2 separate regions of the Homo sapiens genome follow, and region 2 is linked to region 1. The links are chromatin loops, found by intact Hi-C in ENCODE. Cell type or tissue: endothelial cell of umbilical vein. All regions are shown on one strand. Links, peaks and the distances in the headings refer to the core of each region. The heading gives the core; the rest is flanking DNA. Region 1 has its middle 200 kb from the start of LINC00973. Region 2 overlaps LOC105374007 (a long non-coding RNA gene).

Region 1 (12,251 bases), core at 2,420-10,419:
AGGCAGATTATTTGGTGATGTAAATAAAAAGAATGCATTTGTATGTATCAGAAGCAGTCTAAGACTAGAAATTCTAATATATAGAATAATTCCAATAAGAACAATTCTAATTAGTTGTCCCTTAACTAAGAAACTAAGGGACTTGTTACCCTACCTAACACATTGTCAAGTGAGACTTGCTATTGTTCCAGAATTGGAAACAGGGATCCAGAATTAGAAGCAGAAGGACACATAGAATCCCCATGTTCTAATAAGGTTACTTAATGAGTACTATTGGGGCCAGACCTTTTCAGGTCTTATTAAAAGATGACCAAGTTGGCTGTTTTACTTCAAACATCACTGTATCCTGACTACCTATCTATATGAGCAGAAACTATACAGACTACAGAAATTTGAGAATAATTGGAGTCTAAGCAGAGATAACTGAAACACTTTTACTTCCTCTACAGAAGCGATAGATAGTGGTTCCTTGAGGAATCACTTCCTTCCCTGAGTCAAGAGATCCAAAGGAGCCAATCCTAGAGATTAGAGGAGACAGCCACTGGCATCTCATTCTCTGTGGGATGTATGCCCAGGTGGATAACTTGCTGAGCTGCTCTCTGTGTGGAATTAAGCAAAAGAAAAGGAACTGGAGAAATATGGCATAAATGAGGGAGGGGATAAAAATGGAGCAGGGGTACACCTCACTCCCCCTGTCATGGCAGGATGGATGCAATACTCATAGGCAAAGTATCTTCCAGGCAAAGGCAACCTAGAAGCAAGAGGCTGTGGGTTGAATGAGTATAGGAAGACACTTATGGAGATTGACAATGTCAATCTAGACCAAATATCCTCAGGCAGAAATTTTAGTTAGAAGACCCAACAAGGGTCATCTAAAGATCCCACTTATGTGTCCATTCGAGGGCCATCATATCAAGATCATCTCACAGAGAGGACTGCTGTAGCTATAGATAAGTAAGAAACGTTTGCTTCCAATCTTTCGTTTCTCCTGTCTGCTTCCCACATGCCACAAGAGAAGGGGACTCAGCAAGGGAACAAAGATGAGTTAATGGAGCACTCCATGCCCCTTCCTTATTCCATATTCTTCAGGCCACAGCTAACTTGAACTAGAGGAAGCGTGGATAAAAGACTAAAGTTTGAAATGACAAATTGGATCGAACTTTTTGATAACTGGAAGTGGCTGGAAAACTATGGAAATTGACTGAGATTTTACAAAGAGGTGGTAAATGAACAGCCCTCCTGGCATAGTGAAAGTCGTTTAAAAAAAAAGCCGAAAACCATTTTATTTCTGTATTCCACTGAATCCAGAATGTTCAACAATCTGGCAGCCAAATTATAATATTCTAATGCTTTGATTCAGAATTTTAAATGTAGGAATCCCGGCTTTGCTTCATATGGTGTTGTTTCTGTCACTATTGAGTGGATATGTGGCTACTTCTAGCTTAGTGTCCAGAATGTGTGGAAATTCATGAAACACTAGGGTCTACAAAAAGGAAAGAACATTGGGTTAATGTTACAAATTATTTACAGAAAATATCTGTACATTTTTTATTGGGAGACAGTTCTCCATGAATACTTTTATATTTTTGTATAGCTCAGGTTTCAATAGCAAATATGTGCTGGAAAGTAGAAATGGTGCATTGCTCCAGAAAGATTTAGAGACTCATCTCTCCAGAGCCACTTGCTTACGTTCCATGGTCAAGCCCTTCCCCTCCATTTCCCAGATGTATTAGTCTGTTCTCACACTGCTATGAAGAAATACCCAAGAGAAGGTAATTTACAAATAAAATAGGTTTAATCGACTCACAGTTCTGCATGGCTGGGGAAGCCTCAGAAAAGTTACAATCATGGCAGAAGGCACCTTTTCACAGGGTGGCAGGAGAGAGAATGAATGCCAGCAGGGGAAATGCCAGACACTTAAAAAACCATCACATCTCCTGAGAACTCACTCACTATCACGAGAACAGCATGGGGGAAACTGTCCCCAAGATTCAAATACCTTCCACTGGTCCCTCCCATGACATGTGGGGATTATGGCATTGCAATTCAAGATGAGATTTGAGTGTGCACACAAAGCTAAAAAAAATATAATCAGAGAAAATTTGGTTGCATTTCAGGGTAAATGTTTCTCTCTCTATGGAGAGGAGGAGGGGCACATGTCCCACGCTATGTAAGTTCTGAGTCATAATTTCAGGTTTCTTCTCCTGTTATACAAACCCCATTGCATGCCCAAATGAATAACTCGTCCTTATGCTGGTAGCAGAAGTGGAGCTAAAATGCTTCTGGTGGGGAAACTGGAGCTAAAATGCTCTATGAGAGCATGTTTTCTGTTAGTATTTATGGCATACACTACATATACATACATATAGACATATACTACATATATATGTGTGTAACATATGTTAATTTTTGTAAATAACAATAAAATAAAGGTATTAAATATTATGATGTTAAACAACTTTATTCTACTCATGTTTATAAAAATTCACATATACAACAAAATAGTCAGTTTTAAGCCCAGAAACTAGTATAAAGCATTTAATATTTTATTTTTACTGTATTATTAAATTTTACAAATTGTTTTGGTAATACTAATAGTTTAACTTGTTTGAAGAATTAAAGTACTTGGTTTGTATTTCTTGGGATGGCCCTAACACATTTGAACAACATTCATTCCGTTAGAAAAATACACTGTAAAGATCTATTATCAAGAAAGAAATTTCGTAAGTATTGAGTGCTATAGATTTTACAGTTAAGGTCTAAACTTGGTGCATATTTTGAATTTTGACCCAGCTGGGTATATCTTTAAGGGTCAGTAGGAAAAATTGTTTTAATGAAGATCTGTTGAGGTTCCCGACAGCAACCTTGGCTGGATGAGCTGGGTTGCTTTAGGTCAATGGCCACATTCCTTACTTTCCTGCCAAATGTAGCACAGAGAGAGGGAGTTGAGGTATGAAACAATAGGAATTAGTGAGGAGGGATGATTTTGAGTGTAGAACATCACAGTACCACTTTTCCTGTCCTCCTGCCTTGCTCCAGGGCAATTGCCCTGGGTCCTTAGCAAGAAGGAGACAAAAATGAAATAGTAGATCTAATCAGATGGAAGATTTCATCTTTTGTGCTGAAGTAGAAGAGATAACACAAAGTAGTATATTTTGTGATCAAGTTGAAGATGGTTCAACAAACAATGAGCTCCTACTGTGGGTAAGGTACTGTGCTAGGCACTCAGGTCTACAAGATGGATAAGATGGAGTTCAAAACTGTGTCTGTGTGTCAGGGGGTGAGAGGGTTGTTGAAAACCAGAAAAAGGATTCCAATGTAAAGTAGTAAGTACAGGGATAGAGAAGCAAAAACTCAGGCATGGGAAACAGTATGGTGTCCAAGGAGAACCACAGCAATTAAATAACAGTAGAACGGCAGTCCTTAATCTTGGCTGCATAGTAGAATCATCTCATGAACTTTTAAAAAATGCCCATGACCAGGCCTGACCCAAGAGAAATCAAATCTGAATTTCCGGAGGTGGGGTCCAGGCACTGGTAATTTTTTAAAGCTTCCCAGGTGATTCTCATTGCATTCCAGTTGAAACCCACTGTAATGGTCATTGAGGGTGAATAAGTATTTGAAAATGCTATGTGAACTACAAAGCCCCACTCCGCTGCCAGACTGAGAGCCCTTTAACATAGAGATCATGTCTTATTTGTCTTTATATCTCCACACTTACCAATATAGGATCTGTCACATAGAAGAAGCATGGTATATATCTGCTGAATGGGTGAATGAATGAATAAATCAACAATGCGAATAAACACATATTGAAGTCTTGAAACAGCATTTAAACAGAAAAAAAAATGATTAAAGGGAAAATATGCACTTACGGTTTATATTCAAACAGAAAGTTTAGACAGGCATATAAACTTATGGACTGATTCAAATTAAGTTGATTTATTGCAACTTTCAAACATAATGTGAATGAACCTTAAAAATATATACAGAAATATGTCCCTGCTTTTGAGTGCTCCAGCTGAGAACATGGCTTGGTGAACAGACAATTTAAACAACAACAGATCCCAGAAAAAAAATTCAATATTTGAAATCAGAACACAGTGGAAATCTTGGAAAGTAATCATGTTTTATTTGGAGCCTCCCATTTTTATTTTGAGCCTCCCATTTTAATTTTTTAGATGGCCTGGTTTTGAATAAAATCACATACACGTGTGTGTGTGTGTGTGTGTGTGTATACATAATTGATGTGTGGATTCAGACATTATGGAAATGTTCAGATAAAATTAATCTGTAATCCAGAAGTGATTAATGAGTTTTAAATTTAAGAAAAAAGTTGCTTGCTTTTTCAACGGATGAGGAAAGGCAAAGAACTAAAAATACATTGTATTTTCACTCTGCACTTTGCAATTTCTAAGGAAATATCATAAGAAATTGTGTCCTCATTATTGATGTCAAAGAAAAGCTAACCTTTTTGTGCTTTTGCTGCAAGTTGACTTTGTAGCTAACTGGTCACCATTCTGCCCCTGATACATACTCATTTATCAGTATCACTTCCAAGGAAGGAGTTAGTGTATGCTTCCATCAAATGCCTGAGGAGTGCATGTGGGCAAGAAAGAGAAACCATGTTAAGGGAAAAAAGAGACTCCCGTAGAAAGAGCACCTCAGGGAAGTACTGATCATGAGAATAAAGTTTTCATAGTTCAGAATTAAACAGGTATCGAGATCTAATTAGAACTCTCTTCTAGGAACACAGGGATAATTCATGTGTGCCTTAGAAATGTAACACAAAGCTGGAAATAATATTATTTTGAGTGGTATCTCATATAGGGAGATCTTTTAGAAAATAAAGGCGTGTGATGAGCAAACAGAAGGTAGGAGTACGGCACCAAATTAGCGGCCAGGGATACAGAGCAGCACACCTGGGGTCCTCTTGTCTAGGTAGGGGAATGGCAGTATGGAGCAAACCCAAGCACTCAAGGAAAATAGGCAGCAAGTAGGAGGACTGCCTCTGCACTGGCATGTTCACTATGTCTGCCCCTGATCACTTCACTAAATTTCTTTCTACATACACTTTTAATTATTTCAATCTCTCTGTTAAATTTCTTTGATAAATTTCTGAATTGATTCTTTGTGTTTTCCTAAAGTTTGTTCAGCTTCCTTAAAACAACTATTTTGAATTTTTTGTCTGGGAGATAACACATCTCCATCACTTTAGGGTTGGTCTCTGGCACTTTATTTTGTTCATTTAGTGAGATCATATTTCCCTGAATGTTCTTAATGCTCCTTGCACAGATGCTTGTGGATGTGCCACAATGTCTGTATATCGAGGGATTAGGTACTTAATTTAGTCTTGAAAGTCTTGCTTTGTGCCTGTCCTTTTTCAGAGGGCCTTTCAGGGATTCTAAGCAGACTGACCACTATGTTCCCTGAGCCTGTGACCACTGCACCTCTCTCAGCACTAGGGGACAGTCTAAGACCAGGCTTGCTGAGAGTATCAGGAGGACTCTGAGGCTGATATGGCTTTTGGGGCCAGATGGACCTAGGGAAGACCCAAGGAGGATACTAGAGCTGTGTAGAAATGGTCGCCAGGGACCTGAGTACAGGAAACTGTTCTGGTGACCCAGAGAGGTGTGCCTCCCCGCAAGTTTCTGCACCGGTAGGATATTTTCCTGACTGGAGCCAGAGGGGCTGGAGCTAAGATGGTCCTTGCTTGGGATCTGTTGTGGAATATAGGCTGGAGAACCCAGTCTCATTGGCTCAGAGGGGTGTATGTCTCCCAAGAATTCCCTGCATAGATGGAATAGTTTCCTGACTGCAGCGAGGTGCGCTGGAGCTAACAGTCGGCCTCTCAGAATCTGCTGTGTGGCAGAGGCTGGAGAGCCTGGTCTGATTTGCTCAGAGGAGCACATGTCTTCTAGCAAAACTGGATAGTTCCCTGAGGCTAAGGGAAGGGCCAGAGCCGAAACGGAGTCCCCTTGGGATCTGCTGTGGGACAGAGATTGGTGAGCCCATTAGGGAGACTCAGACTGCCAGGCTGTGAGATATGGTCAAGTCTCCCTCTGGGTCCTTACAAAAGCAGCTCTGAACTGGAAACTCAATGAAGTGGGGACTGGAGCAGATCCATGGAAGGCAACTTTCAGAAGCATGGTCGAGACCATTGTCAGTGGGCAGATGAGCCTCTCTACCAAGGCACTAGTGTGAGGGAATTCCTCTGGACTCCTTGGCAAATGGTTTTGGTTGCAGGCTCATAAACTAATGGAAATGTGGCCAACCGGCTTAGAAGACTGGGCTGTTTTTGAGCTGGAACTCAGGAACAGATTCAGTGGATTAGACACCTGGGTGTTGGTCTACACTCTCAAAATGACCCTTCAAGGTCTGGCCTTGGGCTCCAATGGGGCTTCACAAACTCCCACATCAATCCTGAGGCTCCTCAGAGAAACTTTTGACTGTGGATGGGTACAAATTCTTGTTGTGGTGGTGGGATATAAGTGGGTTACCTTCTATTTTACCATCTTAGTGATGTCCTCTTTCTACATGCACTTAATGACACTTAAATGATAGCAGCTGAGACCATTTTTCAAGAGCTGCTATTTAATGCGGTAAGAACTTATGCTACATTTCTGGGTTGGAGTCTACTGGCCCGTGCAAGCTAATCTGAAGATGATTAGCAACTCATTTGACAAGGTAGGTTAGAACTGAAATGAATGAGTTAACTATTGTCCCTTAGCCTTGTTTATATCCTCATCATATCCCATCAGTATTATTATAATCATCCTCTACCCAGTCTCCCTGATCCCAGTCTACCTGCATAATCATCTTCTTAAAATGTAAATCTAATAATATTGCTCCTTAACATCACTGCGTAGAAAATCTACAATGTGTTTTATCACCATAGAGTAAATCCCCAAAATCTAAATATGGTATAATAAGGCAATTGCCACCAGTTACTTTTCCAGCTTCTTTGTTAGGTACCTCTCCCACCCCCATCATCTTTCGCTAATTACAGAAACATTCCCACTCTCCAATGAACATTCCTTACTCTTCCATGCCTCCATTCCTTGGCTTTTACTGTTTTCTATGTCGAGAACACTCAACCTCCAAATTGCTGAAATTCCATGCATCCTTCAAGAATAGGTTCAAATCCTACTTTTGAGTAGGTTTTCCCAAACTTTCAGGCTAAGCTTTATTTGAGAACTTTGTTCACTTTTTCTTTCTGATCATTATAGAACACTAAAAATGTGAATTACCTATTCATGTTTGTCTCCTTCATAAAACCATGAGCTCATTAGAGCCAAGGGATCAATCTGATTTGTCTTGTTATTCTCAGTTCTTAGTACTCAGCATGGTATCCAAGACATAGTACATTCTCAAATATTTTTGTTGAATGAATAAATGAATATATATTGTATTATATAGGATTAGGTTTGAATCTATAGAAACTCTATGACTCAGCAAGATAGAAGAATTTTTCTTTTTCCTCATATAAAGGATATTTAGAGACAGGCAATCTAAGGCTGTATATTGGCTCAATGTTGGCATCAGTGTCACAAGAGAAACTCTGCTACCCATCTTCTGTAGACTGAATTATGTGCTCAGAGTCCTAACCCCCCGATGTGACTATATCTGGAGATAGAAACTTTGTGGAGGCAGTTAAATTAGGTCATAAGGGTGAGGTCATGCCATGAACTAAATGTCTGTCCCCACTACCCCATTTGTATGTTGAAAGTCTAATTCTTAATGTGATAATATTTAGAGACAGGACCTTTGGGAGGTAATTAGTTATGAGAGTAGAACCCTATGTGAATGGGTTTAATGCCTTTATACAAAGAGACAGGAAAGAGTTTGCTTCCCCTACTCTCGTTAGGAAACCAGGAAGAGGGCCCTAAACAGACATTGGATCTGCCAGTATCTTGCTCCTGAACTTCCAGCCTCCAGAACTGTGAGAAATAATTTTATGTTGTTTAAACCATCTACTCTATGGTATCTTGTTATAATAGCTCAAACTGACCAAGATAGGCCCTGATATGCTAAGATTAGTTTATTGTTTTTATCAGAAGAGAGGCATCAGAAAACCCTCTCTTACCCATCTCTGCCCTGAATTCTTGAGTTCACAAAGAAAAAGACATGGGCAAACAGTGTGGTAGCAGATGCCTACAAGCCAGGAAGAGATGCCTCACCAGAAACCAACCATGCTGACACCTGATCTCAGACTTTGAGCCTCCAGGACTGTGAGAAAATAAATATCTGTTGTTTAAGCCACCCTGTCTGTGGCATTTTATTAAGGCAGCCTGAGCTAAAACATTAGTTTTAACTTCAAGATCTCCTTCTGGTCTAAAATGGCTGCTGGAGTATCGGTGATTACATCTGAGTTTTGGGCAATAGGAAGGAAGAAGGAGGAGAAGGAAAAAGGGTGAGAAGTTCCCTCTCTTAACTGAGTCAGTGCTCCTTCAAAATTTCTCAGATATTCACTTAAGTACCTTGTTCACCCCTGGCTTCAAGGAAACCTGGAAAATGTACTGTGTAAGCTGGATACATTGCCAGGCATACAATCAAGCTTCTGTTTGTGAGGAAGGTGGGGAAAAAGGCTATTAGGTCAGCACTTAGTAGTTCTGGTCAGAAATGTCTTCATGACCCCCCACCCCCCTACCCCCCACAGTTGTGGCTTTTGGATGGAAAGTCTGTGTCCTGGCTCTATAGAGTGGTCCCCTACACTGCACTGAATTTGTAAAAAGGGTGTCATTTGGGTAACATAGGCAAAGATCTAGACAAAAATGTTGAAGTACAGGATGTTTTGAATGCTACTATCATTTGATTAAAGAGTTGGATAGTACAATATTTTATAACATTCCTGGAAAGAGTTTTGAGGGGATGTTCATGTTCTCTTTTTCTCCCGGCAAGGAAAATCTGAATTAAATATTCCTATAAAATTGAGAGCCTATTCTGGACCTATCACTTCAGAAGAGTTGGTTATGCTACACTAATCAGATTTAATCCACCTTACTTGGAGATCAGCGTTCTATAGCCCAATTTGATTTACTTAATCAAATTGGAGGGGAGAAGGAATGAATATTAGGAGAGGACCACACTGGTTCTGCAGTTTCAGGGGAAATCAATCTTAAGAACTGAAGAGGTGGAGGATGGACATCTGCACTCCAATATTCTCCTGTAGTAGTGTCTTGGGTTTGAGCCCACAAAACTGTGACCAAACAATTGGGAGATTCTTGAAATGCTGTCACTATCCTGAAATTTCTAATTAACCACAAATATTCTGAGTGCTTTCTATGTTTAAACTGGCATGGCTAACCATCACTTTTTAGGGTGATCTGAATGGGTTTGAATTGAGTAACTCATTTTCCTGGTATTCCCAGCTGGCTTACTGTCATTTCATTATGCTTGTAGCAATACCACAGTTATTTAATAAATTCAATTCCACATGTTGCCCAATTGAATTTCGGGGTCTCATAATGGTCCTATGACTAGCTTCTGCTGTTTTTTACATTGCCATCTGAATGGGAAAAGGAAATAATATCCATCAATGCCTGTTTTGTATCATATCTAGGTTGAAGACCCTTCTGCCTGTCACATTGACTGATATTTCCTCACTAGAAACCTTATTTTATAGAATTGGCATCTTCTTTTAGAATGTGATTACCTGGAGATTAAAGAACGTTGCCCAAAGTAATCCAAAGTGTTAGTGGTTGTGATCATTAATTTTATGTGTCAACTTGACTGCTCTAAGAGATACCCAGATAGCTGGTAAAAAATTACTTCTGAGCATGACTGTGAGGGTGTTTCCAAGAGAGATTAGTCTTTGTATTAGTAGACTGAGTAAAGAAGGTCAGTCTCACCCACGCAGGTAGGCATCATGCAATCCACTGAAGGCCCAAATAGAACAAAATGGCAGAACAAAGGCAAATGCTCTTTCTCCTTTAGCACGGACATTCATCATCTTCTCTCATTAGACATTGGTGCTTCTGGTTTTCAGGATTTTGAACTCAGACTAAGACTTGTATCAGTGACTTTCTTGTGCTCAGGCCTCAGCCTTGGACTGAAACTACAGCATCAGCTCTCCTGGGGTTTCAGCTTGCAGATGGCAGGTCATGGGACTTCTCGGCCCCCATAACTGTGTGAGCCAATCCCTCAAAATAAGCCTCTTTTTACCTATCTCTATATATCCTTTTGATTCTATTTCTCTGGAGAACCCTGGCTAACACAGTGGCTGAGCAGAGGTTGTGACTCATACTATTCATCCATCTACCACATGTCAACATTTAGACTAAAAGGTAATATTTATTGAAAATTAACTGTGTGGAAGGCTCTGTGTTCTCCACTCCATTTCCATCATGCTTTTTTACTCAGTAAAGCCCTCCAAGAGCTCTATTATCCTCCCATTTTGCAAATGAGGAAACATGGAGATGTTTTGTGAGTAGCCCAAGTAGGTGAGCAGTGATTCATACCAGTATTATTTGACTTCCAAGCTTATTTTCTTAATCAAATGCTAACTTCTGTAGCACAGAAAGAGGAAGCATATTGTAATCATTAGGAGGCTGGGCTCTGCAATATGGGTTAAAAGCCTGGCTCGGCCTCTTTCTAGATCTATAACATTGCACAGTTTATTCAAACTGTACATATCAGCATCTTTCTTTACCTGTAAAATTAATATAATTATAGTGCTTACTTCCTATGGTGGGGGTGAATAATAAATGAGAGATAATGTTCCATGGCTTTCCAAGGCATTCTCCAGCATCACTTTCCACAATGACCTGGTGCCCTGACCACAGCCATTTGTTATTTGGAAAGATATAAGCTAAAGTCATTTATGATAAAGAGTTAACAATCAATATTATTGATTGCTATTTAAGCAGAAAGATTTTAAATACTTGATGTTTTAACATGTTTTTTAAGCAACTGAGATTTGCATTTCAAATGAAATTTCAAGTAAGAGCCAAAATGTAATACAGACAAAAACAGCAGTCTAATTAGATGCCTACCAGGTTTTGGGTCTGCTAGTGGTAAGCCAAGGGTAAGTGGGAAGACCAGTGGTGGGGATGAATATGGTGAAATCAGCCTGGACATGCTGGGCTCGTGGTGGATGAGGACATCAGGCAGAGAGACAGCAGGCAGGTGTAGCATGTGACTTGAGCTCAGGACAGACTGCAGATCTGAAGAGACAAGTACGGAAGTTGTCCGTGTTGGGTAGTTGCAGAAGTCAGGTGTTTGGAATGATTATGCAGAGTGGAGAAAGGGCCAGGGACAGAACCTTGAGGGAAATACCCCTACTAAAGGACTAGTTAGAAGAAGACGAACACGTGTAAGAGTCTAAGAAGAAAAGTCATGAAGGGGAGGCAATCATAGGGAAGGGAGCCACAGAAGCTGCTCCAGAGGTGCAAATCATGTTCTCCCTGTCGTCATGTTAGGGAACACACAATTCAAGTCAGTTCCCTTGAAAAACTCCCAAACTATTGGCTACAGCTGACCAGAGGCCAGAACTTGACAGAAGATGCAAGCTGAGACAATCAGATTCCCTCTTCTTGATGGATGTAACTGTAAAGGGAGACTCCAGTTCTTTTACTGAGTTTTGGAACTGGAAGCCATGTAAATCAGGACAGGGTCAGGGCAGCCATGCAGTGCAAAAGCAGAGAAAATCTGTTTCCAGACAGACGACTGAAACTGATCTGAGAAGTTATGACAGATTCAACGGGCATAGGGTGCTTAACAAAAGAAACAAATTTCAGGTTATCATTTTTGGTTCCAGTCCTTCAAAGGTCCAGAGAGATCGCTACTTCTGGGTTCTATTCCTTGAACTACCTCGAGTGGTTTGGATTACCAGCAGCTGGTAACCTTGCACTGAGGCATAAATCAAGAAAAAAAAGAGCGCTTCAAGGAGATTGTAGTTAATAGTATCTAGTGCTGCAACATGGTTAAGGAGACAGACTGAAGTATATATCCATCCATTTGGTGTACAAACAAGAGTATATTCAGAATTTTGGTGGTGGCAAAGATTTATGGGTAGTTGGAAGAATGAAATTGAAGTCACATGGCTCTTCAGCAGAGAAGAGTGAGGGATAGAAAGATGCAAAGCTGCAGATTTTAGGTGCAGGGTTTTCTTAAAATTAAAAATAAATAACATTCCCTGGGTGTAAAGAGCCAGTAGAAAAGGAGTCTTTGCTGAAGCAATGGTTTGCAAAGTAGAAGGTATGGGGTGCTGTGTACTCTGTGAGGTAAAAAATGATTTGCAAGGGTGCAGG
Region 2 (12,251 bases), core at 2,188-10,187, 410 kb after region 1:
TAATTTTCTATCAATGGTGCCAAAATGTCTTTGAGCATTTTAGGATTCTCGGAGTGGCTATTTGAAACTTTATTTATTTTTCAGCATATTGCTGAAATAAAAATAAAAATCTCAGCATATTGTTATATTTGAAAGAAGCTCCATTCTGTCTTCATTTAGGAATTTCTGTGTTGTTTTCCCCAAAACAAAACAACAGCTGTGTCTAGGCAACATACAAAATTATCAGGGAAAGTTGATTTGAAATATTGAAAAAGATAAGGTAGGAGCATCAGCAAAGAATCCTATGAAAAAGTGTAAATTCATAAAAAGGAAAATTTCATGAAGTTTTATAGGTTATACAGGTTATATAGTTTATTATAGGTTAACTAAACATATTAACTTCAATCTCTGTGTAAATAAGACTGAGTCACCGGAATTTTTCTTCTGGCTTTAAATTTCCATGTCTTTATCCCCAAATATATATTCCTAAGTATTCCCAATACTCTTGAAGAGTACAACCTTATGAGTGAGAAGTTATCTCTAGTTTTCCCAAATAGCAAAGGCAACAGGTGTCCCTCATGGTAGCTAACAGAAGTAAGTACTATATCCCTCTACATACAAAGAATGGGGCTTCCTTTGTCAAGCAGTGGACCCAAAGCAACTGTATATGCAGTCTCCTTGGTATCAGATTTAGCCTGAGGATAAAGATAGTGTGAGCCAGTTTAGGGGAGGGGCAGGTTAATCCTCTTGCTCTCTGCAGCCAGGAAAAGGGCAAGCCTTGTAGAGAGAAAGACCTAATGTGTATATTTTATTGTGTTGCTATTACAGTCTGTTACATACCTTGAACTGGAATGTTTGCATCCCACCCAAATGTTGGATCATCAAAAGCAGACTCAAGTCTGCTTTGGATTTGTATTTTCCAGGCCCACTACACTTGTACCATGGTTTACTGAAATATGAATCAAAGATACAAACACCTTACACTCCCTTCTCTACCAGATCGAAATTATGATTATTATTTAATGCCAAGAACTCTTGTCATGTTACTCAAGCTACTTTTCGAATAACAACAATATCTTACATTTGTGTCAAATTTTGTAGTCTCAAGTTCATTATTTCATAATGCAGGTGCAGTTTCTGTGTAATTCTCTTGTTAAATCTTTGAAAAATGTGTCATCTCATGTTGCGAATGATTTTATTTAATACACATTTAATTAAATAAACCTTCATTAATTGAGCACCTACCTTTCAACCTCATGTCACCCTGTAAACATATTTACAAATGTTCTTCCATTGCAGCCTCAGACAAATGGAACATATCGTAAATCCCATGTCTGTCACATGAATAAACTATATTACTCTACATGATGTTTCCAGTAAAAGAAAGGAGGTTAAGAACACATCTAAGACAATTAAGATTTGGACAACTATCAAAGGTTTTCCTTGAATGTGGTTCCATAAGTTGGGGTAAATTTAAAAGTTTTTTCTGCTTAAATAGCTTCCCATTTCCAATTACTAAATATGCCATAAGAGAGTTCTTATGTCATGTTGCAAATACATTATCAAAACTGTATAAAGAGCATTACTTCCTTTTACATAAGGGAATACCCTCCCCTGATACTTTGGGTTTACATTAATCTTCTTATGGTTCCCACAGTGAGAAGCTATCCTTATGTGCCCTCAGCTTTTGTAACTACTTGCTACCCACTCTTCTTGTTCCACAGGCACGCCTTAAGGTCTTTTAGCCAACATTTACTTTTGCCTCCCAGTTGACCCTTTCCCTGGAATACACCCTTGTCTCATCTATTTCTCCCAGACAATCTGCTCTTCTCCATAGTCAGTATGTCCAAACAACTCCAATTTGTATTCCATGACCTTTCCAACAACCCACACACCCTCTTAAATGGATGTTTTACTCATACGATCATGATGCTTTTCTTGTTCCCCTATGAGTCTCTGTATTAGTTTAGAGAACAGTGCCCCAGTTTTTTAATTATAGGATTAAGAACTAAGATTCATTGGATGCTGCAATGTGCCAGGTACCATGATAAAAATTTCATTTAAGCTCCATTACAATTTTTGGAGGTTAGTATTAACCCCACTATATGGATGAGAAAACAGCCTTGGACAGTTTAAATAACTTGTCCAAATGTGTTGCTCATGACAGGTCAAACACAGACTTTAACTTGAATCTATCAGACTCTGTATCATTCATGGTGTAGCCAAGAACATAATGCCTGTGTTTTTTAACTCAGAAATTCAAGAGGGAGTTTACCATAGGGTATTAGTCACAAAGGTGTTAGAAGATCCCAAAGAGTAAATATTGGAAGAGGAAGCAACCAAGAATTTTCAACTGGAGGCTCTATCATCCCCAGAGTTGGACAAACAAAGGAAGAGATGAGGTTACTAAAGCTCAGGATGTATATGCCGTAGAAGCTGAAATGAAACAGACTCACACGGTGGGAGTTGAGGCCATGGAAGAACAAGCTGCCTGGCAGGAGCTGGAGCTTCACAAGAGACACAGTCACTACTAAAAGCAAAGAGATATGGAGGCAAGCACCCTAGGTTATCTCTTCCTCCCACCCTCCTATCTCCTACCAGTGCCCTCCAATGCCACTTCTAGGGAGAAGCTGATTAGCAAGGAAGTCTTGGAACTAATTCACAAGAATAGCTTCTCTCCAATACAGATAGGGATACAAGGGAAGGAACTTGAGAATAAACAGGCAAAGGCTCACTCAACTCCAAAGCTCATGTTAACCTCATTAAGCTATGTCGCCTACACTCCAACATTTACTTCCAGTAGTGTTAACTGAGTGTAGCCTGCAGCTGTGACAAAAACAAGCTATCCATTTGCCAATATCACAATGCCTTTTCTGTATCTTAAGCATTACCAAGCACCTCACATAGTGACTAGAACACTGTGGGCACACTGACCATTAATTTGCTTTTTTCACCTCTCAAATGTTGACTAAGCCAATCAAATCATCTATAGGAAGAATAACTGTAGGCATAAGGAATGGATCTCAAGTAACTAAATACCAAAAAGATAGAAAATTCTTTTCCATGATACAAGAAAGACAGGAGACGAGCATAATTTTTTTTCAATTTTGGCCTTTATGTAACATTGTTTTATGAATTTATTGCTAAATCAGTTTGATGGCGCAGATGGCCAGATCACTATGCAAGCCAAAATGCTATCTAGGTAGCCTGAGAGGCCTTTAGACAGCTGACTGTTACTTACTACCTAGCCCCAACTTCTCTCTTTCTGAAGAGAAAAGGTCAACACCACTTTAATGCTGTAGAAAAGTCACTTGCTCAGCTTTTGGTACAACAATTGATATTATTTTTGGAATTCATTACTTCTCAAGTGTCCTTTATTTAATCTATTTCACATTCATAAGGAGTATGAAATCCAAAACCAGCACAGACTCAATTATCCTCATTACTCGCTCTTAAATGTAATTCCCTAACATATGGAAGAGGGAACATTTTGGGAAAACGTCAATGGGTCTGAAGTATCAGGGTGACAAAGTTCTCAAAGTTGGATATTCATCCAAACATATTTAATCCCCCTCATTATAAAAATTACACTAGACATTTCATGAGAACCATCTTACTAGCAGAATTCTAGGTATTTCCTGTTCCCAAGGGCAGAGAAATACTGCAAAATCAACATTTTTAAAATGACATTTCAGTACTGTCTCTCTTGGCTGAAAACAGAAAAAGCAAGAGACACATAAAAATAAAAAAGAAAAAAAGATTAATTAAATATTTTCAATGCTTAAATAGTTGATTTTTATGTTAACCTTTATGCAAATTTGTATTTTATCCAAATGAATTTGCTATCCTTGGTGACAACATCATGAATACATTAAACACATCTGCTTCCTCTAAGTTTAATTCTTGCACAATTACTATAAAGAGAAATGAGTATTACCATTTCAGTGTAAAGACCAAGCATCATTTGATTCAACTGTTTGGCTGTTTCCGCATTTTAGAAAAAAAATTCTATCTTCTATCACTCATTTTGAATACAATCTTAGATAAGCTCAGTTGAACTGGTGGCAGAGTGTAATGTTTATTGAAGTCTGTGAAATGAATTCACTTTGAATATGATCTCTTGGTCTGAAAGTTGAGTATCAAGCCAGCATAAACTCTTCTAGCAGTAAAGTTATAAATTTCTCTCAATTTGAGAAACTCCCACCGCACCACCACCACCACTCATAACACACACACACACACACACACACACGTGCACACACGCACACACACACACACACCCTCTGTCACATTACCTAGAAGCCTCCTCCTATAAAGTAGAGCAGGATGCTCCTTTGTGTGTTTGTTCTCAAATCTATTCTTCCCTGGCACCATGTTTTGCTCTGTAACAAGGATGTGCTGACTCCTGCAGGCTGCCTTCCCCAAGTTCCCAGTGGGCCTCTGGCATTTGCTAAAGAGAGGTAACTTGTGGGGAAATTGGAGAGCAGGAAAAAAGGAAATGCCCGATATTTCTACCTCTCTGTTTTCTTCAGGCTGTGTCTCCAGCATGCCTTCATGGCAGGAAAGGCCAAGCCACAGTTCCAAATTCCACTGGATGACCCTCAATCCCTGGGATCCCATAAAAATGTCCCTCCCTTAGTCTCTCTTGGCATGGCTTTCTTTGTTGCTAATCTCTGGGTTGCCTCTCTATCTTCTGTTTCATTTCTCAGATCTCTCATCATGCATATAATCAAGTCCTTCTATTAAGCTTCCACTATTTTACATACTCAGGGAGTTTCCTGTGTTCCTCCTTGGAAACTGACTAATATAGTTTCAATCAAAGCTGACAAGGATTATAGTTCACTGTTTTCTGTTACTTTTAACATTTGCTTCTTAGAAACATAAACTGTGAGAGAAAGTAAAAAAAGAAAGGAGAGAAGAGGTGAAGAAGAAAAAAAAGGAGAGGAGAGAATGGAAGAGAAAAAGGGAGGGTGGAGAGGAGAGGGGAGGAGTAAAGGAAAGGGGAGATAACTCTCTTCCTACCTGCCTACAAAGGTTCAGTGTGGTTCTCTGTGGAGATTACTATGTGGGTCTTTTTGTTTCTTCCCCATTTACCTCGAAATGGAATGGATTTGGACAATATTGGCTAAAACATTCTCCACCCCTCTGCAGAGTCTCTGCTCTTCTTGTAATCAGAACAACCCAACCCTCAACACAATCCCCACCAGAAAGCCACTTCTCATAGCAAAGATGGGAATAGTCCATGGCTGACTGATCCATCTGAGGTTCTAAGTCAGAAGCTATCTCTGCTCTGCCCCTTGTCATGGAGAAGCAAGAGCCTGGAGTGGCCAAGGACTCCTCAAAAAATTGAAGAAGCTCAGTTGCTTAAAGCAGCAGCATGATATCCTATGATGCACAGACTCAGGCCTGAGAATCCTCATTTCTGGCACTGCTGGCCCGGAGAACTCCAACACGCCTGCCAAGGGAGTTGCCTCCAGAAGCTCCCAAAACTTACAGTCTGCAGAAGGCATGAGCATTTCTCCCCAACTCAGCGCTTCACTTTCCACCTGGGCTCCGAAGAATCTCTGCTTGCCAGAATCTCCAACACTCTCTTGAATAGCCAGTTCTTTCACACTCACTTCTCTAACAATAGGAATTGAAAACAGTCAACTGAAGCAAATGAGAGTGGCCATCCTCATCTTCTTGCTTCCGCCTTCCCTGTTCAATCCTACATCTGCTTTCCCCCAACGCCAAAACAAAACAAAAATGACAGGGGATATCAAGAAATGTAAAAAGTTCCTTAGCAGTAATGAGTAAAGCAACTATAAAGGACAGACCTTCTTTAGGAAGTCATATGAGATTCAACCTCAGACCTCCATATATTTCTGCGTTCTGAGAAAAATGAGTGTGTACATATGAGTGACATCACTCTATGTACAAAGTGCCATGGGACAACATGGAAGAGAGAAGCCAAGCCTGCTTCAGAGGCATTAAAGATGAGCCTCTGTCCACACTCCTGCCGCAGCCAACAGATCAAGAACACAAGCGTCAAAAATCACATTCACTTTGGCTATAGTACCTTAGTCAGTTCAGCTTGCCATTACAAAGTATCATACACTGGGTGGCTTATAAGTAAGAAAATTTTACTTCTCACAGTTTTGGAGACTAGAAGTATGAGATCAAGGTGCCAGCATGGTCATTTCCAGTAAGAACCCTTTTCTGGGCTGCAGACTGCCAGCTTCTCCTTTGTCCTCACATGGCAGAGAGAGGACTAGAAAGCTCCCTGGAGTCCCTTTTATAAGGGCACTAATTTCATTCATGAGGGCTCCACCCTCATGACCTAATCATCTTCCAAAGGCCCCACCTCCTACTCCTAATACCCTTATATTGGAGGTTAGAATTTCAACATATGAATTCAGGGAGGACACAGAGAATATAGGGATTAAAGGAATTCAGTTACTCTTTTATTTTTCTTGTTTCCCCCTTTGGGCTTTTATTGCTGTTGTTGTTGTTTCTGTTCATTTTTCATAAAAATCTGTGTTCTGTGAACAAATTCTGTTTGCTGTAAATAAATGCTCTTGTTGCCAAAATTTCTTACTGTGAGAAGTACTACAAAGTAGAAGGAGGTGGGAAAAGAGAAGTTAATTATGAGTTCACGGGCCTAATAATTATTCTTATATTTGTATTTTGCAAAGCTTTTATGAAATACTCTGATTCCTTTTTTTTTCTGGTGAGTTTTTTCTCTACTTTTTAAATAAAGGCATCAATATTTATAAATAACTACTGGCTGTGTTGATTAGATAGAGTAGCCTAGACATCCAGGCCTTGGAAAGCAAATTGGTCTTAGTTTTTGACTGGTCAGTTAATCTTGAGACTTAGCACTCACAGACTAGTACCTGCACTTTAATTCAATGTTATCTTTTTGGGGTTTTGTTTCGTTCTCTCTCTCTCATTGATGCTATAAAATTCCAGTGCAGACCTAATCTTTAACAAATACATAGCTAGAATGCTTTATTCCTTAGCTGCATGTACATTTAGCTTATGAGAAAGAATGATACTCACAGTAATGTGAAGAACTTCCGGAGGGGTCTCTATGAGCTGAGATTTCCATATTAGTCCTTTTCAGGGGGGAAAAAACAAGTCTAGGTTGCATACTTGAAATGTTTTCATTCGGCAGCTTCACATGCCAAGCTAAATCCGCTTTCTGCTTCCCTGGTCAAATCTCTGAGATTTGTAAGGACTGTGGACTTTTTCAACTGGTCAGCCCCTTTTTGGAGTCAGATGTTCCTATCCTAAGCTCTAAGTTCAGTTGTACAAAATTAACCACCTACACTATGGGCAGCTTTCTGTCAACCAGGTTTATGTGGGCTCAATCTCTGTCATTCTTCTTGGACTGAGGGTTTGAAAAATCATCCCAAGGCTACTTTGAATCTCTGAGTTAGCCCATTCTTCACTTTGGTTTCTGGAAATTAGCAAGTCATCCTGCTACACTAACCTCCTGCTATAGACCACAGTATTGCATTAGAAATGCAAAGGAAAGTAATTTCTGCTTCTACTTTTCCCATATAATATAAAGCAAGACAAAGCAATATCATAGAGGGGTATAGGGAAGAAACTATGGGTTTTTGGATTCAGAAAAAGCTAATTTTGAACGCTGGTAACACCAGATACTAGCTACAAGATCTTGTCTCAAAACCTTAGTTTCTTATCTGTGAAGTGGAGATATTAAGAACTGTGCTACTGAAATTGTTATGGAAATTAGAGATGACAAACAGTAAGTAAAGCAGTTGCTACTGTTATTAATATTAATAGTGTGTTTTCAGTGAGAAACACAAACAGACTTCTATTAGATAATGGCACAACTGAGAAAAGAAAATATGCACATGGGAATATAAAATGGACAAATATCACGGCCTGGGGGCTTCACCCAGGCACAAGCAGAAATTCTACGGCCATGTGTTGAGAAGCCTATAGCCCCCCTGGAGGGAGGCACACTGTTGAAATGACATGCCAGGAAGTTAGGGAAGGTAACTATCACATAACTGTACAGCTTTAATCTAGTTTCACCAAGTGAGTGCCACAGCAGTCTTTCACTAAATAAAGGAGAAAAGTGTCTTTCCCATGTAAGTGACAGAGGCTGTGGTGGCTGGCCAGGGTATAGAGTAAGTCTGTAGTAGCAAACACTCAGCAGCACTCATAACCCAGGCTACATCCAAAACCATGGGGTCAGGCCCTAAAGAACAACAGTATTTTGGGAGGCCTGACAGTTGTCATCTTGTTATTTAGCCAATTTTTTCTTTTTTAAATTTATTCTGGCTGATTTTTAAAGCAACCCTCTTACTTGATCCTTAATTATTTTTCTTCTTCATCTTAATGGGTAAATCACTTATAGCTATCTATGTAGTTGTGGGCTGGGTCTATCAGACAGGGATTGTAAAGAGAAAAAACAGTGTAAAAGACCTGAAAATGCTATGATGCCCTTGCTCTTTTGGCTCTTTTGACAACTGTGCATATCTTCAAATAGTTTTCCCAGGCACATGGCTCTGAACTTGGTTTAAACTCAGTAAATGCTTCTGGAACCCCTGCTAAAATTAAGGACCCATTATGCCTTCCTCTAATTGACAGCATTACTTTTTTTAAAGGAGATTATAGTACTTTCCAGTCATCAAAGCTTCCCATTATTACAGATCGGCATTTCTGGTGTAGATTAACAAATGCCAGAATTATCCTTCAGCTCACAGCATAGATTCAGGTTTGAACTCTGTATGTAGAGCAGCTTACAATTTATGGGCAGCAGAAATGACACCATTGAAAAAAGTTAACATGAACCACCAACAAAAGATTAAATTGTTTCCCCAGATGCAGCTTCTGAATTTTTAAGTTTTAAGTAAATCTTTCACCCAATTAAAGCTTATTATAACTACAGAGGTTTCATTATTAATACATAGCCAGAAAATTCATTACCTCTATCGAATCTCTAGTTTTCTCTAGATTAACCTGAATCATTGAGTTTTAAGTGTGTTTGGGCTTTCTGCTGCTTGAAACATGGCATTTACTGGGCCAATCTCTGTCCTATGTTGGGAAAGATAGGAAAATTGAGATAGAGATGAGCAAGTCATCAAATTGTCAAACCTGAAAATACATTGGCCAGAGTGAAAAGCATTCAGGTGGAATACATGGGTAGAGCTCAGTTCAATATGTCAGCTATCTACTGAGTAGTTCAAAGCTAAAAACTATGGATAGAAGTTCAGAGCAAAGAAGTACCTGTTTAAATATACTTTAAACACATGAGTCTGAGTGTTAATTACATTTAGAAAACTTGAGACCAGCCAGGAAAAGAGTTAGCTCAATCTTGAGTAAAATTGGTTATTTGAGGAAAAAAATGAACAAAACTATTTCCACCGAGTCAATAGCCCTAGACATTTTCACTGACCTTTAAGAAAGTCTATACACAGCAGTCTTACAAAACACATAGTGATTAAGAACTCAGTAAAATTCCATCTGACATTTATGACTTGTGATTCAAATCTATCTCTTACTAGGTAAGCCTAGAGATGGTGCTGCTATTATATAAATAACCTAAAGCTGGGGTTCTCAAAGTATGACCCATAGTCAAACAACCTCATCATTACCTGGGAACTTGTAGAAATGCAAATTCTAGGACCCTCCCAGAGAACTGCTTTATCAGAAACTGTTGGGAGTGAACCCAGCAATGTTTGTTACCATTCTGACAGCAACTGGCCTACAGACTTACAGTTACAGATTGCAAAGTAAAGATGCTTCTACGTCTATTCTCTTCTCTGAAATTGGCTGAAAATAACAATAAGAAAAAAATAAAAACAAGGAAATTCCATTTTAAATTATATTAGCTACTACAATACCAAACCAAAAACTGTGAGGAATACAGTGAGATTTGGATTCAATTGAGCATAATAGATGCATACCTTAACAGACCTCAGGCAGAGCATGGAATTCTACAAAGGAAAGAGACACAGCCCTAAGGTGCCTGACCAGGGATTTTTTTATTTGAAACAGCAAATTGTAGAGTGACAGGCAATGTGGGGCCAAATGATGAAGGAGGCAGACACACCATCTTTCAAACTACTAGGCTGGCAGTATGGCAAGGAGAGATGGTGGGTAACAGTTGCTGTTCAAAATTGCTAAAGTAAAACTAATAAATACGAATTCCAACACATTGCTCCATTGCAAGATAAGCAAACTGAAAGGGCACATCTGTGAAAGAAGTGAGCAAAAATCTGTCCCCTAGCAGAAACTTTGGGAAAAGAATTGAAACAGCAGAACCATAATAAAGCTATCTTCTGCCCCAACTTACTTCCCCAGCCCTTTTTCAGACTATTGTTTAGCAAATAGCTAGCTACCCCCGAAACAATGGCCCCATTTAAAGATGAGAAAAATATCAGAAAGAAGCTGGAATAAAAACAACATATAGAGATACTACAAGAAAAAAATTAAAAAATTATACAAAAGAGGCACACAAATTAAATGTAACAATTATAGAAGAAATATATTATTTCCTCAAATAATTTTCAATGATATTGAAAAAAATTTTAAATAAAGCCTTTTTGAAGAAATATTTAGAACAAGACAGAATGGCTCAAAGAAGAAAAGACAAGCCAATAGAAGGACAATAAAAGTAAGCTAGCAGAATTTAGCAAGGAAATAAAAGAAATAAATATGATTAATTCAGAAATAAAATCCACTTTAGAAGCAGACATCTTTTAATGGATGTCACCAAAAATACAGACTTAATTATGGAAGTTAGACTTGAGAACACCGAGTAAAATGAACGAGAGAAAAATAATTCGAAATCATTGGAAAGAAAAATTAAAGATAAATTAAAATTAATATGGAAGACAAATAAATAAGATCCAATATGCATATCCATGAAGAGAAGTAAATGAATTAGAAACAAATTCAAAGATGTATTAGAGAAAAACATTCCAGGACATTTTAATTAAAAAGCAAGTTACAATTTCAAGGCAAAAGTTATTAAATTTGTCAAAGAATGGGACTTGATAATGATGAAGTATATACTCCATAATGAAGACCTAGCTACCTAGCTATCCTTAATATCTATGCACCAAATAATATAACATAAAAATGCATAATGCCAAAAACTGGAAGTAGACATAAATGGATAGTAATACAAAACATACACACAATCTTTGACAAATGATATAGATTTAAAATAAGTACCGGCTGGGCGCAGTGGCTCACGCCTGTAATCCCAGCACTTTGGGAGGCAGAGGCGGGTGGGTCACCTGAGGTCAGGAGTTCAAGACCAGCCTCAACATGGAGAAACCCTGTCTCTACTAAAAATACAAAATTAGCCGGGCATGGTGGTGCATGCCTGTAATCCCAGCTACTCGGGAGGCTGAGGCAGGAGAATTGCTTGAACCTGGGAGGTGGAGGTTGCGGTGAGCTGAGATCATGCCACTGCACTCCAGCCTGGGCAACAAGAGCGAAACTCAGTCTCAAAAAAAATAATAAAATAAAATAAGTACCAATACAGAAAAAAATAAGTAACATAATAATATGGATGTTATATACATACACACATATATAAAATCAAATGAAGCAACTTTTAAAGACAAATGGAAAATGTGTTAAAGTTGGCAGGTAATAGCCCATAAAGAAAATTTCCATAAATTTTGTATTATAATTAAAGAATGTCACCTATACTATTTCACACTAGCAAATGTATTAAGATTTTCCGTAAGAGCCACACATAGATAATAGTTTTTAATTATGATGCCAGACATAAGAAATTTGCAATAACAATTAAGGCCAACAAACCAAGAACTGAAACATTCTCAAACAATTCAAGTCAAACAGGAAATCAAACTGAAACAGCCATATTAGGAGGTTGAAGGCTTGAGGGATCTTGGTTTTAATTTCCAGCCAAGGCCATCAGGTTAAACCTTTAGAAATAACTTCAAAAAGAAAATAAGGGAATACATAAGATTATAAATAATAAAAATCATACATAAAATTAATTGTTATCCTATACACAAATAATAACTTTTAAAATATAGGAGCTAGAAATATCTCACTTTCAATAGTGACTCTATCGGTCAGGGCCCAGCTAGCAATACAGAGTCCTGACATATAATAATTAAATAAGATAATTTAATGTGGGAACTAATTATAAAGGTATTAGAATAGCTGAAAGAGTAAATGAAGGAAGGTGCCATCAAAAAATTATTAACAGTGGAAAGTTGCTAATATCCCTAAGCTGGAAGGACAAAAGGAGAGGATGATATTCCTAGGGT

Evidence for each region. Peaks named below come from ENCODE experiments on the same cell type or tissue, not always from the same donor. Only the 100,000 strongest peaks of a DNase experiment are listed, where the experiment ranks them.
Region 2: it touches region 1 in a loop (17-fold over the local background); 7 of 110 quality-filtered maps call a loop at or near these places.

Annotation. Positions count from the first base shown.
Region 1 is chr3:99,109,280-99,121,530 of GRCh38, forward strand. No RefSeq gene overlaps it. Among named protein-coding and RNA genes, the nearest start is that of LINC00973, 200 kb to the left of the region's middle. In endothelial cell of umbilical vein, for the core only: a CTCF peak has its summit at 5,469; a DNase peak (open chromatin) is centred at 5,482.
Region 2 is chr3:99,520,029-99,532,279 of GRCh38, forward strand. The region is part of intron 1 of LOC105374007 (a long non-coding RNA gene); the gene reads right to left. The region is part of intron 1 of LOC105374005 (a long non-coding RNA gene); the gene reads right to left. Among named protein-coding and RNA genes, the nearest start is that of COL8A1, 110 kb to the right of the region's middle. In endothelial cell of umbilical vein, for the core only: no CTCF peak of the experiment used is centred there; a DNase peak (open chromatin) is centred at 7,093.